Linked DNA regions of Homo sapiens: region 1 is linked to region 2. The links are chromatin contacts, found by Hi-C or POLR2A ChIA-PET in ENCODE. All regions are on one chromosome and are shown on one strand. Each heading gives the region's core, a stretch centred on a gene start or an enhancer-like site at or near the end of the contact. The rest is flanking DNA. Distances are from core to core; before and after follow the strand shown.

What was found. A loop is a pair of places that touch in the nucleus more often than their neighbours do. ChIA-PET counts read pairs that join two places held with the same protein, here RNA polymerase II (POLR2A). Pooled maps may share reads with other maps.
Region 1: a loop to region 2 is called in a pooled map, with 5 times the contacts of the local background. The contact joins the enhancer-like site here to the promoter of ZNF184 in region 2. A Hi-C loop is called at or near these places in 7 of 50 pooled maps. POLR2A ChIA-PET finds 5 or more read pairs at or near these places in 4 of 52 experiments (AG04449, CD4-positive, alpha-beta memory T cell, CD8-positive, alpha-beta T cell and 1 more).

What each region holds. Positions count from the first base shown.
Region 1 is chr6:27,736,213-27,739,979 of GRCh38, reverse strand. It overlaps the pseudogene GPR89P. Among named protein-coding and RNA genes, the nearest start is that of TRT-AGT4-1, 11 kb to the right of the region's middle. RefSeq lists enhancers at 1,274-1,613, 1,624-1,743, 1,207-2,406. Within about 2 kb of position 1,504, at least 8 of the 41 ENCODE cell types and tissues checked have a DNase peak (open chromatin) inside an H3K27ac peak, as active enhancers do; they include CD8-positive, alpha-beta T cell, where a contact is called at or near this core.
Region 2 is chr6:27,470,664-27,474,686 of GRCh38, reverse strand. It overlaps ZNF184 (zinc finger protein 184), which reads left to right and starts at 1,582. Exons shown (of 6, transcript NM_001318891.2): 1 at 1,582-1,958; 2 at 2,254-2,399. The coding sequence starts at 2,393. It overlaps LOC105375001 (a long non-coding RNA gene), which reads right to left and starts at 1,563. Exons shown (of 2, transcript XR_926664.4): 1 at 1,378-1,563. RefSeq lists enhancers at 1,571-1,730, 1,791-1,890, 1,911-2,000, 2,331-2,460.

The sequences.
Region 1 (3,767 bases), core at 255-2,754, 270 kb before region 2:
AGCGATTCTCCTGCCTCAGCCTCCCAAGTGCTGGGATTACAGCATGAGCCACCGCACCCAGCCTGTGTCTAATTTTTGTTCAACCCAATGATTCTCCTAAAATTCCCAGGTCTCAGGCCGGGTGCGGTGGCTCACGCCTGTAATCCCAGCACTTTGGAAGTCCGAGGCGGGTGGATCACGCAGTCAGGAGTTCAAGACCAGCCTGGCCAAGATGGTGAAACCCCATCTCTGCTACAAATACAAACATTAGCCGGGCGTGGTGGCAGGCGCCTGTAATCCCAGCTACTCCGGAGGCTGAGACAGGAGAATCGCTTGAGCCCGGGAGGCGGAGGCAGCAGTGAGCCGTGATCGCGCCACTGCACTCCAACCTGGGCAACAAAGAGGGAAACTCTGTCTCAAAAAAAAAAAAAAAAAAAAAAAAAAAAGGAGCTATGTCTATACAGTCCAGCTTCAGTGATCCGGTGCGCAGTGTCTCACGCCTGCAATCCCAGCACTTTAGTTGGTTGAAGCGGATGGATCACTTGAGCCAGGAGTTAGAAGCTAGCCCTGGCAACATAATTAAGACACCGTCTCTACAAAAAAAAATTTAAAAATTAGCCAGCCTTTAGTCGCTTATGCTGAGGAGGGAGGATCACTTTAGCCCAGGAGTTCAAGTGAGCTGATTACGCCCTGCCCTCCAGCCTGGACTACAAAGCAAGACCCTGCCTTCTCGCCGGTGGGTGTGGGGCGAGTCGCAATAGTGGTTCCCTCCGCATAGTGATTGGAAAGGAACTTAGGGTGCTCTTGAGCTGCATGCTGGTAGGCGGGGTTTATTCGGTTTGTGGAGAATCATCCAGATGAATATTTATATGTGAGAGGTTGATTTTTTTTTAAGGAATTGGCTTATGCAACTGTGAACCTGGCTAGTAATTGCTAAATCCATAGGGCAGGCTGTCAGAAAAGGCAAGCCATCGGAAAGGACAGGCTGGAAACAATATAGAAAATCAATGAAACCAAAAGTTGGTTCTTTGAAAAGTTCACCAAAATTGACAAACATTTAGCTAAATGAACCAAGAAAAAAGAAGAGCGGGCCGGGCGCGGTGGCTCATGCCTGTAACTGTAGCACTTTCGGAGGCCGAAGTGGGCAGATCACCTGAGGTCAGGAGTTCGAGACCAGCCTGGCCAACATGGCGAGAGCCCCGTCTCTACTAAAAATACAAAAGTTAGCCTAGCGTTGTGGCGGCGCCTGTAATCCCAGCTACTCAGGAGACTGAGGCAGGAGAATCGTCTGAACCCAGGAGGCGGAGGTTGCAGTGAGCCGAAATGGCACCACCGAAGTCTGGGCAATAGAGTGAGACTCTGTCTCAAAAAACAAACAAACAAATAAACAAGAGAGGAGACGCAGAAGACTAAAATCAGAAATGAAAGTGGAGGCGTCCGCTCCACCTACGCTGAGCCCGAGGCGGGAAGCTCTGGACACAGCCATTGACTGGCTGGCTGGGGCGCAGCTTGATGGCGTCAGGCTGACGAGCCGCAGTCCCTACGGCTGCACCTGGGCGAAGGCCGCCTGTGTGAGAGGCCGGTGGCCCCAGCGTGCCGCGGCCTTGGAAGTGGGAAATGGAGGCAGGAGCCCTCCCTACACTTCACCATAGGCTTCCTGATTGATTCCAGCATCGTGATTACCTCCCAGATACTATTTTTTTTTAATTTGGGTGGCTTTTCTTCATGTGCCAATTGTTTAAGAACTATGAGGTGCGTCAGTATGTTGTACAGGTGATCTTCTCTGTGACGTTTGCATTTTCTTGCACTATGTTTGAGCTCATCATCTTTGAAATCTTTGGAGTATTGAGTAGCAGCTGTCGTTATTTTTACTGGAAATTGAACCTAGGTGTAATTCTGCTGATTCTGGTTTTCATGGTGCGTTTTTAAACTGGCTATTTTATTGTGAGCAACATCCGACTACTTTTGTCTCCTCTGTCTTAGTGCATAAACAACGACTGCTTTTTTCCTGTCTCTTGTGGTTGACCTTTATCTGTTTTTTCTGGAAACTAGGAGATTCCTTTCCCATTCTCAGCCCAAAACATGGGATCTTATCCATAGAACAGCTCATCAGCTGGGTTGGTGTGATTGGAGTTACTCTCATGGCCCTCCTTTCTGGATTTGGTGCCGTCTACTGCACATACACTTTGATGTCTTATTTCCTCAGGAATGTGACTGACACAGATATTCTAGCCCTGGAACAGCGACTGCTCCAAACCATGGATATGATCATAACCACAAAGAAAAGGATGGCAATGGCACAGAGAACGATGTTCCAGAAAGGGGAGGTGCATAACAAACCATCAGGATTCTGGGGAATGATAGAAAGTATTACCACTTACTCAACAGGAAGTGGATGCTTTGGAAGAACTAAGCAGGCAGCTTTTTCTGAAAACAGCTGATCTGTACGCTACCAAGGAGAGAACAGAATACTCCAAAACCTTCAAAAGGAAATATTTCAATTTTCTGGGTTACTTTTTCTCTATTTACTGTGTTTGAAAAATTTTCATGGCACCATCAACATTGCTTTTGATCGAGTTGGGAAAATGGATCCTGTCACAAGAGGCGTTGAGATCACTGTGAATTATCTGGGAATCCAGTGTGATGTGAAATTTTGGTCCCAACACATTTCCTCCATTCTTGTTGGAATAATCATCGCCACATCCATCAGAGGATTGCTCATACCACGTTCTTTTATGCCATCTCTAGCAGTAAGTCCTCCAGTGTCAATGTCCTGCTATTAGCACAGATAATGGGCATGTACTTTGTCTCCTCTGCGCTTCTAATCTGAATGAGTATGCCTCTAGAATATGCACCATAATTACCGAAGTCCTTGGAGAACTGCAGTTCAATTTCTGTTACCATTGGTTTGATGTGATCTTCCTGGTCAGCAGTCTCTCTAGCATAGTGTTTCTCTATTTGGCTCACTAACAGGCACCAGAGAAGCATATGACACCTTGAACTTAGGGCTACTACAGACTGTTAGAGGCCAGTGGTCTCAAAATTTAGATATGAAAGGGGAAAAAAATGGAGGGGACCAGGGTCTAACATTTTATAAACAAACAAAATGCTGTGGTAGCATTTTTTACCTCTAGCATCCTCTTTCCTACTCAGGTGATACTGTGATCACGAGTAGCATCAGCTAGAACATGAGAGAGAGCAGTAACTCAAGGCAATACTCAGCAGAGAGCATCCTATGTGGACCTGAGGCTGGTGCAATGGCGGAGAGGAACCGAAAAACTAAGAGGGAAAAATACACCGGAACTCTGGGGCAAGAGATGTCTATGGTAGCTGGGCCAAACACATAGGATATCCATTTTCAGGTTCACATGGAGGTGGTCATAGCTTTCCCTTGAGATTGACTGTCATGAAAATCAGAGATTGTAATGAAAAGAATAAACAGGAAGAAAAGGAAAGAAGGAAAGAAAGGAAGGAAGGAAGGAAAAGAAGAAACATTACGAATTTACAGAAATCAAAAGGATTATAAAAGAATATTGTGAAGAATTGTATGCCAGCAAATTGGATAACCTAGATGAAGTGGATAAGCTCCTAGAAACAATCTATTAAAATTTAATTAAAAAGAAATAAAAAATGTGAATAGACCTATAACTAGTAAGGATACTGAAGCAGTACGATACAAAAATGTATCCACAAATTACTAGCAAACTAAAGTTAGCAATATGTTTTGGGTTTGTTTTTGTTTTTGTTTTTTGAGATGGAGTCTTGCTCTACCAACCAGGCTGGAGTGT
Region 2 (4,023 bases), core at 333-2,832:
TCTCCTTATTGTTGAGTTTTAAGAGTTCTTATATATTTTGGATATCAGTTCTTTATCAGATATGTACTTTGCAAGTATTTTCTCCCAGTCTGTGACTTGTCTTTTCATTCTCTTGAACATTTTTTTTTAAACCAATGTTCTCTTCATGGCAATATATGCATTCTCTAAGATGACCGAAGCTTTCTCTATCATGTTCCCTTGACTGTAATTGTTTTTCATACACTCTGTTAGGATTTCCAGGTTTAATGTTTGTCAGCCAACAGTCTGAGAGACTTGACCTTGGCCCCTTATCCAAATGCTGGGGATGCACGCCAGCATAATAAAATGCAAGTGCCATGTCTTAAATATAAAAACCTACCGATTTGTTGGATTCTTTTTTTCTGCCAAGGACACAGTGACAGACTGGCCATGGGCTACACTTGCAGCTATGTGCTCGCTGACACAGGCATATAAAATGCTTTACTAAGTGGCAAAACATGGGAATATTATCTCCGGGTTTCCTTAAGCATTAGAAAAACATGTTGGGGCCGGGCGCAGTGGCTCACGCCTGCAATCCCAGCACTTTGGGAGGCCGAGGCGGGCGGATCACTTGAGGTCAGGAGTTCGAGACCAGCCTGGCCAACATGGTGACCCCCTCGTCTCTACTAAAAATACAAAAATTAGCCGGGGATGGTGGTGCATGCCTGTAATCCCAGCTACTCGGGAGGCTGAGGCAGGAGAATCGCTTGAACCCGGGAGGTGGAGGTTGCAGCGAGCCGAGATCGCGCCATTGCACTCCAGCCTGAGCAACAGAGCTAGATTCCGTCTCAAAAAAAAAAAAAAAAAAAAAAAAGTTGGTCGCCACTCATTTGAGAGTCGTGAAAACAATTTTAATGGGTAACTACCAGTATTTTCAAAACGACAAAAGAGTAGAACAGAAAATAGAAGGTAGAACATGTAATAAAGGTAACGATTGTTTGCGTTTTAAAACTGTGTGTAGACGTGTATTTCTTTTTTTTCTTTTCTTTCTTTCTTTTTTTTTTTTTTGTTGTTTTGTTTTTTTGAGACGGAGTCTCGCTCTGCCGCCCAGGCTGGAGTGCAGTGGCGCGATCTCGGCTGACTGCAACCTCTTCCTCCCGGGTTCAAGCGATTCTTCTGCCTCTGCCTCCTGAGTAGCTACAGGCGCGCGCCACCACGCCCGGCTAATTTTTGTATTTTTAGTAGAGACGGGGTGTCACCATATTGGCCAGGCTGAGTCTCGAACTCCTGACCTAGTGATCCACCCACCTCGGCCTCCCAAAGTGCTCAGATTACAGACGTGAGCCACTGCGCTCGGTCAGTAGACGTGCATTTCTTATAATCAGTTCAGTCAGACAAGTTTACAATGCACACGCATACCTGAAACAGGAGCAAAAGACTGGCGGCGAAAATGTGCGGCCCATCGCAGGGCGAAAGTACACGTTAGCTAAAGCCTCTGGGAAATGAAGTTCAGGAACACCTTCGCGGAGTGTTCTGGGAACGCTGGTCCAGTGTGCCCGCCCGGCGCCGGCGTGCGGGGCGGGGCTCGCTCGTAACGACCGGAAGTGACCGTTGAAGCCGGTTGTAGGCGTGGAAAGAGGTTGGCGCGCTGGAAGTCCAGTTGCTTCGGCTCCCTGCGTTAGGTCTGGTGGCGGTCAATGCGCTTCCGGACCCGGGATCAGAGTGTGTGGATCGCTATAGGGGGAGGGGAGCTCAGGTATCACCATGGCAACAGCCAGCCCTCCGGACTCGTGACGTCACCCTTCTGATTTCGCGCTTAGAGGCCTCTGCAGGAGAAAGCTGGGGAGTCCTCGAAGGGGGCGCACCTCGCCTCCTTCTGTGCGGGGCGGTCCCGCCCTGATCCCTTGGAGGGCTTTGTTCTTTTGTTCTGGCCTAAGGGGAAGTCGGGTGCCGGGCCCCGCCCTGTTTGTCCACCTTCCAGCTTTAACGCTCTGCAACAGGTGTGTCTTCGTGTTATCCGAGCTCGCAGGGGTGTGAGTCACAAGTGTGCACAGAGGGAACACACCAGGTCTGTGGATGCCCCGGCCAGATTCTAGGGTGGGCACCAAGGGTTTTTTGGATCTGAAGCAGAACCCGCGTACCCGATCTCCACTCTGTTTTGTTCATCGGAGTGCCACACACCTCTCTAGTGCTCTCTTGGGGCACTTCTCTTGTGTAGCACCTCTTGGTCACTTTGCAAGACTCTGATGTGTGATTGTGTGACGTATGCTGCTGACGCCATCCTGTGTCTTTTAGGGTAGACAACCTCAGCGTGTTGCAGATTCCCTGCAAGGGGAGTTAGACATCTGAGTCCTAGACCGAGATACCAGCTGAAGGAACGCTGCCTGGCGAACCCTGGTGTTCAAGTTCCAGAGGAACGGGATGAGCTCCTGAGATGGAAGGTAGTGGGGTCGACTTGGGGGAGAGCGGGGTGATGGAGGCTTGAGAACAGTCATGACTGGAGTATCAAATACTTGAGATCAGAGCAGGAGATTTGGAAGGAAGGAACGGTATGCTTAGGGATTAGCAAAGAAACCGAATTACATTGTAGGGAGAGATTCTGTTTTATAGAGAGATACTTGGGAGAGGAGTTTATTTTTTTCTTTCGTTCCATTGGGGAATGAAAAGACATAATCATTCAGAATATCTGTGATCCCCACATGACTTCTGAATATTAAATATTAAAATTATAATCTTGAAGTCAGAAGACATCTTGGCAATTATCCCTTCAATGAAAGAGTCAGTTTTGAAATCTCCTTGGCAGACGGCTGTCTGTCAACCCTATGCCCGAACTAGTGTGGCATTAAACTCGCCATTTTGGGTGCAGACTATTCCCTTGTTGGCTTTCTTTTTTAGTTTCTTATATTAAACAGATGTACTTGTCCCTGTAACTTTTGTGTTGATCTTAGTTCTTAGTCCTCCAAAGAAAAGGAAACTGTCTGTTCTTTCTTTCACACTGCTGCCCTTAAGATATGTGAATTCAGCTGTTACAACTCCTCCTCATAAATTCTTTTCTAAGCAATATAGCCTCACTTCTTTTGATTGGTCTATGTGATGTATCTAGACCTTTCTCTGAAAACTCTCCTGCTTGTCAGCATTTTTCTTAAAATGCAGTGCCTAATGGTAAACATAGCTCTTTGGATGTGCTTTGAAAAGTACCTGAGAGGATAATGTACTACTTCCTTTGACTCGGATTATACTTCCGCTGTTTGGCATTAGATCACATTTGCTTTAAAAACTATCAGTGATGTACTGTAAACTTTAGATCTTTTTTACATAAACTGCAGTGATCTAGATTTACACCATTTTTGTGTAATGGAATTATTATTATCCTTAATGTCATGACTTACATTTATGACTGTTCAATTTTTTGGTCACATGTTTTAGGCTTTCAGAATGATTATGAATCCTAATTTAGTTATTCAGTGCCTTAACTGTCCTTTCTAACTTAATGCCACTAGCGGATTTGATGAATATTCCTTCTATTTCTTCCTACCTGTCATTGAACAGATCAGGGTAAGGATAGAGGCTTATGACATGTCCCTATGGAGTTCTCTCTGCATTGGTGTTGTCTTTACATTCTTTAGGTATGGCTGTGCAATCAAGTTTGGTTTGACCTAACTATTATCATGCAGTCCTTTTTTTGCCTTTGTTAAAGATAATATCATTAGAAGTCTTAACATTATTCATATTAGTCATGTGAATAATGTAGGTTTGGTCCATACTTTTCTTCAATTTTTTGTACTTCAAGTCTTTTTTACAGTGGATTTTTTTATATATATATTCTAAGTTTCTCAGAATTAAATCAGCCAAAGTAGTTTCATTAAAAGCCTTTGTATTTTCTTTATTTTGTGGATTTCTCACAATTTTATCATTAGGATTAACTTTACTGAGCCTCTGTTCCTTGTAATCATAACTTTTGTAGCACATACTGAGCATTTACTATGTGCCAAGCACACAGTTGGTTTCTGTAACTGTTGCTGTTTTTGGTTCTGTTGGTTGCTGTTATTTGGAATAAAAAGCATC